Linked DNA regions of Mus musculus: region 2 is linked to region 1. The links are chromatin contacts, found by Hi-C or POLR2A ChIA-PET in ENCODE. All regions are on one chromosome and are shown on one strand. The core of a region is the stretch at or near the end of the contact, and the rest is flanking DNA. Distances in the headings are between cores, read along the strand shown. Region 1 holds the start of Ggta1 (glycoprotein galactosyltransferase alpha 1, 3). Region 2 overlaps Gm35202 (predicted gene, 35202).

The links. Hi-C counts contacts between places; a loop is a spot of excess contacts on that map. ChIA-PET counts read pairs that join two places held with the same protein, here RNA polymerase II (POLR2A).
Region 2: a map of heart shows a loop between it and region 1 (3-fold over the local background). The contact joins the enhancer-like site here to the promoter of Ggta1 in region 1. A Hi-C loop is called at or near these places in 17 of 37 maps with a recorded cell type or tissue (CH12.LX, T-helper 1 cell, T-helper 17 cell and 7 more). POLR2A ChIA-PET finds 5 or more read pairs at or near these places in 4 of 5 experiments (Patski and embryonic stem cell).

Annotation. Positions count from the first base shown.
Region 1 is chr2:35,458,179-35,463,315 of GRCm38, forward strand. Ggta1 (glycoprotein galactosyltransferase alpha 1, 3) reads right to left here and starts at 3,271. Exons shown (of 8, transcript NM_001145821.2): 1 at 3,017-3,271.
Region 2 is chr2:35,505,571-35,511,124 of GRCm38, forward strand. Gm35202 (predicted gene, 35202) reads left to right here. Exons shown (of 2, transcript NR_168303.1): 2 at 303-522. Among named protein-coding and RNA genes, the nearest start is that of Gm35260, 3.5 kb to the left of the region's middle. Within about 2 kb of position 3,106, at least 1 of the 3 ENCODE cell types and tissues checked has a DNase peak (open chromatin) inside an H3K27ac peak, as active enhancers do; it is heart, where a contact is called at or near this core.

The DNA of each region.
Region 1 (5,137 bases), core at 2,021-4,520:
TCTATGAGTTTAAGGCCAGTATGGTCCATGTATCAACTTCTAAGCCAGCCAGGAAACTATCTGAAAACCAGGTTCCTTGGGCTGGCCAGTTAGCCCAGCAGGCTAAGGCACTAGTTATGAAGCCTGAACATCTGAGCTCGAGTCCCAGGAACCACATGGCGGGAAGAAAGGTCAAAGTTCTACAGACTGCCCACTGACCTCCACACAGGCACCATGGCACGCACACACCCATCCACATCCACATACAATGAATGTAATTGTCATTTTTATAAAATGCCACTGTTCCTGCTGGCTCCGCTTCTGGGATTCAACTCACTCACTGCTCCTTCCGCTCTGTCCTCCTCTCTTTGTGTATTTTGGTAATCTATTTGCCCAATGGAACCTCTCCATCCCATCCTGTCCTTCTCCCAACAGCCACCCCCTCCCAGCACTGTTCTGCAACACTTAACAATGAAGGCAATTCATTCCTTTCTCTGCCCTCCTTCCTGTCTTCTCTCTCAGCTACCGGCACCATCATTAATCCAGTGACCCTTGTCATATGTAAAGCCAGGAACATTCCCGAAACTGCCTAGATTGTTGACTACAAGAACCAAGTCTGAAACTCCCTAGTTGATAACACAGAAGACTCTGGAGCCCAGGAATCTCTATGCCTAAAGCTGGTCTGGGGCAGACAAGCACAGGAGACAGTTTAGCATCCCACAGTGCAGTTGACAACCTAGTTCCTTCACCTGCACACACTACACACACATACACACACTACTACTCTCCTATGCAGTCTTCAGCCCTTCACCTGCACCCAGCTTTTGACAATTCCCATTCAAGTGCAGGAAGAACAGAACCGCCAATCCAGCTTGAACTGCCTTTTGAATATGTGGGCAATAAGGCAAAACTAAGCCACCCAGTAGCCTTTTAGGGAGAATCTCCCTAGGTGGACATATGATTAAAATTAGATACATTATAGGAAAGAACACATACAATAAGAAAAATTAGATCTGCCAGGCAGTGGTGGCGCACACCTTTAATCCCAGCACTTGGGAGGCAGAGACAGGTGGATTTCTGAGTTCGAGGCCAGCCTGGTCTACAGAGTGAGTTCCAGGACAGCCAGGGCTACACAGAGAAACCCTGTCTCGAAAAACCAAAAAAAAAAAAAACAAAAAAAAACAAAAAACCAAAAAACAGATCCAGGAAGTCCCTGAAACTGACCAGATTCACTAGGCCCCTCCCTACAAGAGCAAGCAATAAAAACTGAGAGTTACTCTCAGACTGATAGAAGCTGAGCTGCAAAGAAGACTCTGAGACCAGACCAGCTGCCTGGAAGAAGCAGAAACCAGCTGGACTGCCTAGACCAGGTTTAGATCAGTTACCTGGAAAGGGTACTCTCCAACTATTGAATTATCTGAAGGCTATGCTCCAGGTTCCCAGCTTTTGTGACTTGTCACCTGTCCTTTGATGATACAGCTATCCATGAGTCATGTATACTTCTGTAAGTAACCCCTCACCTATATTCCCATAAATAACATTAATAAAGCTCTGGGGTCCGCCAAGTTGGATTTTGGTGGTATCCGTATTTTGGTCTGCCCTGGACTCACTATCCAGGTGAGTAGACAGGTGTGCTGTATCCCCTGGCAAAAGTTTTGTCACACAAGACTTCAGCCACTTCTCAGAAAATGACCAGCCTAGACCAAACACAAGGACTGTCCCTCTAAAAACCTTCCAACTCATTAAAACCAAGAATGCTTACGGTTTATGTATTTTAGTGTACGTAAATTAGAGTGTAATTAAAAATTAGTAAATAACTTGTAAAGACCCCTGATTATTTATCAGAAAGCATATTCACTTCAAAAAATAATATTTATACCTGAACTGCACCTGTTGAAATGCTCAGCCCCACCCACTACCTCTTCCCTTCCACTCTCCCCAGCCCTTCCCCCCAGAGTCATGCCATCTGTTCCTTAGTCGTTTTCTTGCCATGGTGGGAGATGCTGAATAGAAAGTGAGCAACCAGGTTGTGGTGGCATACGCCTTTAATCCCAGCACTTGGGAGGCAGAGGCAGGGGAATTTCTGAGTTCGAGGCCAGCCTGGTCTGCAGAATGAGTTCCAGGACAGCCAGGGCTACACAGAGAAACCCTGTCTCAAAACAAAACAAAACAAAACAAAACAAAACAAAACCACACACTCCAAACAAACAAACAGGAAGCACACAAGCCTTAGAGGCTGGCTGGAGTGCATTCCAACCTCAGATTCAATCCAAACCCTGAGCACCCATAAACCAGTGACTTGGCTTCTCCCAACTTTGATTTCCTTCTCTATAAATCCAGCCAACAGTGCCAAGCTTATCCTGTTAGGCTGGGGAACCTAAGAGACCCATGTACACTAAAAGTTTCACCAAGACCCAGAAGTGCACAGGGAATAAAACCCATGGTCAGCCCCTGGCTCAGAAGTGTCAGAAACCGGGCAAATGGCTGCTCAGAGTCAGTATGGCCAGTGCAAGGCGGCCTTTCCTGCTCTGTGACTGAGAAAGCTTCCGGTAAAGTTTAGCCACAGGGGGCCATTGACAGTAATCAATTGATCTCCCGCCTTCTGATCTCAGGCATTCCACTGAAAACTGACCCTAATCACAGGGAATGGGGACAGGAGGCCTCCCCAAAACATCCTCTTGGGGCGTTCCTAACACAGAAAGTAGAAATAAAAGAATCGGTTCTATGTAGTAAGATCACAGGAGCAGGAGCCAGGGTCTCCAGGTACCCCTCCTAGGCCATTTGGGGCCTGCGCCAATACTCAAAGTCCCTGGAACCAGGTAATCCCAAGTGAAGTGTTCAGCCCTGCATTTAGTCACCAGACACCTGTTACTTGCAAAAGATAGCTTGGACCCGCACGCGGCTCCCATCAGGAAGAAGCAACTACTCCCAAAAATAACTGTAAGGAAGCACTATCAAAAGGCAGAGACTCCCGTAGTCCTGATGCCCCAATCCCTGGACAACCCGAGCCATGGCGAGCCCCCTCGCCTTTGCCTACCCAGAGCCTGAGAGCGCGAGGTCTTCAGCAGAATCGGTACTTCTCATTCCAAGAAGAGTCTACAAGGGAAGGTGTCAGCCAGCTAAGAAAAGGCAGGGCTAGGGCTCCACCCAGAATCTCCAGCCTCCTAAGACACACCTATCTACCTCCGGGCGAATGAAAGAGGCAGTCAGATCTGTTCTGGGGCCGATAGTGGCCCAGACAAGCAAAACTACAAAAATAAGAGTCCCTGGGGTCCTTCCTGAGGGAGGAGCTAGTGGCGTTGACATCCCCGCCCTCCTAGCCTCTTCCTGGCCCCCGCAGCAAGGAGGACAGCACTCTCTCCAGTCTCTGTTCTCTCTCCTCCGCGCCCCCCCCCCACAACATTATTTCCCGCTTTGCTGTTTCTTGGATGATTTTCAAGAGTTTGTGCAATCGCATATGTATGAAAATGCCATAATGAAACACAGTACTTTGCATGCAAAATAAATATAAAATAATAAAACGTTTGTGTGTGTGTTTTGTTGAGAGGTTCCCCTGCCATCTTCAAACACTTGATGGTGTCTCCTTGCAGTGGGAACGAGGTGGTTTGAAAAGTTGTGACGAGATTACCTCCCATCACCCAACACAGCAAAGTTAGTGCCTGAGACTTTGCCCAGGCTTGATTTTGGCTTGGTCCTTCCTTCACTGTTAGGAGTCTGTCTGTCTCTCAAATTCGAGTGTCTCTCACTTTGCCCCTACCTGCACCCCTTTTCCATCTTGTCCATAAGAAGAGCCAACCCGCCCTGTCCTAACTACAGTAGGAAAAGACACCTCCTGCTTTCTACACTCACTGGTTAGTACCGGTGGTCCCAGGATCTGATCTGCCCTACTCGCCCTGCCCTGCCCTGCCCTGCCCTGTGCTGCCCTGTGCTGCCCTGAATATCAGCTATTCGGATAGCGAGGGAAGGTGGCGGGAGACCCCAGTAAGCAAACAGATGCAGCGACACTGTTCAGGGTGGGACAGAGCCTAGAGTTCAGAAGTGGATACAGAGGAAATGATCGAGTGACCAGGACAAAAGCAAGGACCGAGGTAGGGCTGGGCCGGAATAGCGGCGCTCCCGCTCGCCCACACCTCCTCCCCACTGAAGCCCTCGCGTGGCTTCAGTGTCAGACGCCCGGCGGGACCCACCTGATCCGCAAAAGCAGGCCGGGTGTGTGTTGTCTGCTGCGCTGGAGACGGGACCACGCGGGCGGGCGGGCGGGCGGGCGGCGCCCTGCGCTGTAGGAGACCCGGCCGCTGCTCTGTCCGGGTGTGTCGGGTGGGGTGCGCGCCTCTGGCCCCTGCAGAGCTCGGCGGCCTAGGGCGCAGGCAAGTGGCGTGCGCCGACCCGAGGAGTGGGAGCCTAGAGAGTCCACTCCCACCCCCACCCCCAACACAACGTCCGGCGTGATGCACGTGTGATGCATCGGGTGTCCCTCACTTTACCCCAACCTGCACCTCTTTCCCATCTGTGGGAGGAGTGATGTTTCATCTCCACTCAGGCAGAAAAAAGCCTGAAACCAGCAAAAAAAAAAAAAAAAGAAAAGAAAAAGAAAAAGAAAAGAAATCGCTCACGGCCGCCTGTGTCTTCTGACCTGCCCATGGTGATAGGGGCTGCAGAGGAGGAACTACGGGTGTGTGTGTGGGGGGGGGGGGGTGTTACTGGGTGATGGGGTGGGGAACCGACACCCTATGCAATGAGGAAAGGTCTCATGGACACTGGCTTGGCTTACAGCCAGACACCTGGGAGCCTGGAAGGTCTTTCCACACTGGGTGTTTCTCTGGGAAGAAAGGAGAAAGGCCACGGGCTACAGGCTAAGGACTGCCCATGGATGCTTACTAGGCTAGGTCTCCCAGTCCTGAGCTCTGGGGTGAAAACTGGCCAAGAGGCATCTAGAGCATAGCTTGCTTGTGGCCTTCGAGCCTTGGGTGTCCTCTGATCGGGTTATACAGAGCCACTGCGACCTTCTGTAATTATTTAGAAAGGAACCCAAAATAATCGTGGCAGAGTTTATACCTCTATGCCCAACAAGCACATCTGCCCTCATCTGGTTTGCTCCACCCTCAGGCTCAATTGGATCTGTTTCATCCCCAGATAAAAGGGTATAATTTTGCTTTTG
Region 2 (5,554 bases), core at 1,856-4,355, 47 kb after region 1:
TTCTCTGTGCACAGGGTGAGGCAGAAATCCACGTAAGGTGGTGTCAAAAGGAACTACTCAGAGAAAGATTCCAGGAGTGGGCAGAGTCTGAGCTGAAATTATCTAAGGCAAAGTGTGTTCATCAGAGGAAGGGGAAGTAAGGGGAGCCTCTCTGCAGGCCGCGGTGGATAATGGAGCAGAGTTCAAGTGCAGGGAGGGGAGACACACCAGGCAGGTCCAGAGCAGAGACATGGAAGTCACAGGGGCAGAGACCTTGGCAGAGGCCTCAAAGAAAACAGGTTTTTGTTGTTGTTCTTTTACAGAAAGAAGCCATCAGTTTGGAGAGGGGATGAATTAAGGTCTCATGTAGCCCAGAATGGCCCTATGAAGCTGAGGATGTCTTTAACTCCACCAGGACCTCCTATCATCACCTCTCAAGCACTGGGATTACATGTGTGCAGGGGCCATTGCCTTTATCTCAGCTCCTATGACATCTTTATCAAACAATGAGCTCTACATTCCATAAACAGAAACCAGAAGGCACATCTCTTTTTTTCCTTATTTATCTTTACTTTTTTTTTTTTTTTTTTTTTTTTTTTTTTTTTTTTTTTTTGGTTTTTCAAGACAGGGTTTCTCTGTGTAGCCCTGGCTGTCCCGGAACTCACTCTGTAGACCAGGCTGGCCTGGAACTCAGAAATTCGCTGCCTCTGCCTCCCAAGTGCTGGGATTAAAGGTGTGCGCCACCACGCCAGGCTCTTATCTTTACTTTTGATAGGTTTATGTGTGTGCTATCAGACAGACAACTTCAAATTTCCCATTAAAAGCAAGCAGGCTGGCAGGGCAGAGAGCTGGCAACAGATAAGGAGTATGTCAGCCCCCCACAAGTGCCTATCTCAGGACACACACACACAATGGGAAGAAGCCACAACTGTCCCCCCACCCCACAGCTGCACGCTGAGCTGCTGTTGGGAGAGGCTCTGCCAGAGCTACCCAAGTTTTACAGGTAGAGCTGTGCTGGCTACTGCTGCTATAAGCCATCTTTGAAAGGACCTGTAAAACAAAATCAGCTTTGGGAGATAGAGCGAGCAGCTCACTCTAAAGCTTTAAAGCAAGCATGCTTACTGCCTCTGACAGAATAAAATACTTGTGTTCTACCAGAAGTGAAAGGCGTGCGCCACCACCGCCCAGCATGTCCCATGCTTTTGTTTCCTGAGTCTGGCAGCACACTCTGCAGGCTGGCAATGGGGTTAGAGGAAGTGATATAAACACATCTATTCACAAGTAATCACCTCCTTCCAGTCTTCTGCCAGAGACCAGGCTAGATCCTAATTAAGGAACAAAGTCACTCTTTCTAGCACTAGACCAGTGCCCTCCCCCTCCCCTCCCCTGCCCAACCCTCACCCTCACCCCTATCCCAGCCAGCCACAGCTCTTTGCAGTGTAAAGGGTTGTCAATCCTTGGGAGCTACTTGCTAGCACACAGTTCCTGGGAGATTTAGAAGGTGCTGTTGGTAGTAGGTGCTTCAACTTTCCATCTCAAAAAACCCCTTGCTGTTGCCTTGGTGACTTCAACTACATAGCATTTGGCAGCATCCGAAGAACACTTTCATGCATTATCTCATTCAGTGTCCTGATGACTCTGAAGCGCATATGATTCCTCTCACTTTGGGGATTAGAAACTGCAGTTCCCAGTCTGAGAAGACTGTGCAGACACCCAGCCTGTTAAGCGGCACAGCTGGAAGTCACTTAGCCGCAGAGGAAGTACCCAGGGTCTGCTGCGCGTAAGCAGCACTTAGCGTGGGCTAAGCGCTTTACAAACCTTATCCAGTGAAGAAGCCTTAGAACTCCTTCCGAAGTGTGCATATTGGCCCCAGGGGATCACGTGACACACCCAGACTCCAGTGACTCAGGAATGTAGTGTTCAGAGTGAGACTCTACTGCTGTCTGTGGTAGAGCAGCCTTGGGAAGCAGGTGAACAGGGCAGTGCCAGGATGTCCTTGAAAACACCCCGGGGATAACCACTTTCCTCCCAGGTGATTGCCTTTTCTTTCTTTTATGTGAGTGTGCTATCTTCAGACACACCAGAAGAGGGCATCAGATCCCATTACAGAGGTTATGAGCCACCATGTGGTTGTTGGGATTTGAACTCAGGACCTCTGGAAGAGCAGTCAGTGCTCCTAACCGCTGAGCCATCTCTCCAACCCCTCATGTGGTGATTTTCACATTTCCTTCTTGTACCTAAGCTATCATTAGTACACTCTGGTATGGAAACAGACAAGATGATTCACTGGGTAAAGACATGGGCCTACATGTCTCATGTCCTGGCTCCAATCTCCAGGAATCGTGTGGTAAACAAATGAAAAAGATTCTTGAGAGTTGTCCTCTGGCTTCCACACATGCTGTGGCACGCACATATCACACACACAAAATAAATAAGAAAAAAACTTAAAAGACAGTCTAGAATGGTTAGGCATCGTGGTTCATGCCTATGATCCTAACGTTTTGGGGGGGCAGGTATGCAGAAGCAGGAGGGTCACCCTAAGCTCGAGGTTAATCAGAGCTCTGTGGGAAGACCCTGTCTCAGAACAAACAAGTTGAGAAAAGACACTGCATTGATAGAGCTTGCTCCCCTGAGGCCTGCTGCTTACTTCCCATGTACCACCCCCCCTCCCCCCCGCCCCTCTAGGTGAGTATCTCTGCAACGGCCAGCAGCAGAGAAGTGATGGTTAGCACTTGCCTCTAGCCATGGAAAGATGGAAAGAACATCATGGCAAACTTAGAACTATCCTCAGGAAGCAGAGGAAACTGCGGCTGGCCATGTTTGATGTGCAGTGGATTAGGCTAGCCCACTCATTGTGCAGTGGACCAGGCTAGCCCAGATGCCTGTCCTGTTCTCCTACGAACTCTTCCAGGACCAGTTTCTTTCTGAGGATGTTTCCCAGGCTGCAAGCTCCTTTGGAAAGTCACCAGAGTCCCCCCAAAAGGACCTCTTGGATCATACTGTCTGTGACTACCCAGGGGTGACATCAGTTATAAAGCACAGCCTTCCCAAATGAATGCTTGGGATGCTCTCAAATGTCACAAGAAGAAGGGGGGAATGGCTACGAGCTTACTTATGTTCGCTTCGGGCAGCTGTGTTTTGCAGGCCCTCTGTGGGGTGTTTTCTGCAGTCCTGAGGGAAAAAGGCTTTGACTTATTCCAGCACAAAACAGCTATTTATAGCCACCAAGCGTGGGAAATGCTGGGCGTGGGACACTTGGTCGACAACCCAGTAAGAATCAGGCTTACAGAAACAGGCCACAGAGACCTGGAGAACACTTGGCAAAGCCTGTGGCCACATGGACTCTGGCCACCCACAGGCATGGACTAGGTACCTTGGAACAAGTTGCAGAGCTGTCCTGACCTCAAATCCCAATGTGTAAAAGAACAGAAATTCCTGCCACATGTGGTTTAAGTAAAGAACAAATGAGATAGTGTAAAAAGAGGATGTTCAGTAATGTCGTGGGTGCTCCGTCTCCATGACTTCTGAGCCCACGGCTTCTCCATTCCTGGATTCAGCCACCCCCCCAGAGCAAATATATTACAAACACCAGAATCACACTGCAGCCACATGTGCAACGATAGCCCCTCTGTAGTGAGCATGGACCAATTTTTTTTTTTTAACCAGGATTTCCTAGACAATACATTTAGTCTCTTAACCCTTTCCTTGTGTTAGGAGTCAAAAGTAAGCTTAAATTATGATTTAAGTAAACAGGGGTGAGGGAAATGCTCAACTTCTGTGGCTGTTTGCCATCTCATCTAAGGGACTGACACACCCACTACTGTTGGCATTCCAGGGAATCCTGGAACCATGGATCTGTGACTGTTGCTGTTATCTACAGTCGATAGGTGAGAAGACTGAGCGGGGGTGGGAGAGGAAGTAGGGAGAGTGACCTTCTCTGACCCCATCTGTTACACAGGTTGATTCTTAGAACCGTGACAGCATTCGCTCCACACACACCCCACCCCCACTCCCCATAGATAAGTACGTTAGCCAGGAAGCAGAAGAACATCTGAGACCCTCAAGCTAGAGTTATAGGCACTTAGGGAACTGAACCCAGGGCCTCCGTATGAGCAGCAAGTGCTCTTAATTGCTGAGACATCTCTCCAGCCTCATCTTTTTACTTAAAAAAAAAAATGTCTTATCTATTCATGTGTGTGTGTGTGTGTGTATGCATGCACACGTGCACGCCCCCCACCCCCAGGTCAGAAGTCAACAGCATCTTCTTCAATTCCAGCATCTTCTTCAATTGCTCTCTGAAGGGCTGGCTCGATAGCAGGCCTGAGCATAGCAAACATGGTGTCTACAGGCTTTTACTTTTCTCTCTCCCTAAAACTGTTAGATTACATTCCTAAAGCTACCCTGGATGAGACAGGCTGACTCCATGACCGGCTTCAAATTGGCAGTTCAGGAGATTAGGCCTAAAAGCCCAGGCTTCAGGCAGCTAGTCAGAAACTGCCCTGCCATCAGAAACTGCCCCACCACCTGACCTGAAGCAAGGGCAATGGGTCAGCAGTTTCCAGGTGGCCTCCACACCCCGGTAATGGAATGTCCTCAGAGATAGCGTAAAACACTTACCCTGGGATTCTCCTAGGGTGCTTTAAATCAGGCCTGCATGCTCACTTCAGAGTCTCTATCTTGGTAATAGGAGACTCCAGCAGGCAGGACTTCTGCAGAATAAAACCCTCTTTGCGTTTATACACTATTTGAGTTCAGTTCATTCCTGAGACAAAACACTAAGGACCAGCAATCAAAATTCATTATTTGGCTAACATGTTCAATCAAGACTTAGCAACTCTCCCTATCACAGACTCCTTTTCTCCTTAAAAAGCCACGAAAAAGCACCTGCTGCTGCTTGGCCATGCCTTTGCCTAATGCAGACACAAACAAGCCTACCCCCTTCGGCCCCCCCCCCCCCAGCCCTCCAGCATAACAAATCTTCTTTGTGCTGAGTTGTACTAAGAAGCTGGTGTTTGGTGGTGTCCTGACCCCCAGGGGCCACCCCACCCCTTACATGTTCCACACTTATTTATTTATTTATTATTTTAAAGACAGGCTTTCTTGTCTTACCAGGTGGCCAGAGATCCTCCTGTCTCTGCTCCCTCACTCAAGCATTGATTGAAATTGATTACAATGTCCACGTGCCGAGTTTTAAAATGTGTCCTCATGCTTGTGTAGAAAGTCCCTTTCTGACTGGGCCATCTCCCCAGCCCCGTCGTGACATTCTTCCTAGTTTTTCTACACACATATGATGATGCCCTTCAATCCAATTCAGCCTATTCATCGGGGCGGCAGTTCATGAGAGGCAGCCTTTAGAAGAATTTCTTTTCTAAGTGTCCCTCTTCCCCTTGTTGGATCAGAGCAGTTTCCTGCCTAGGCCCTCTGGCCCTTCTTGATTACAGCCCTTCCCTTCAGGGAGCCCAGGTCCTCCCCACCAGGCAGAATCTTGCCAATAAAGCCTACACAACTCAGGGGTCCCTCAGGGTTGGGCTCTCCCTGGTCCTCAGAGGGCCTCCAGCTGTGATTTTGGAAGCCT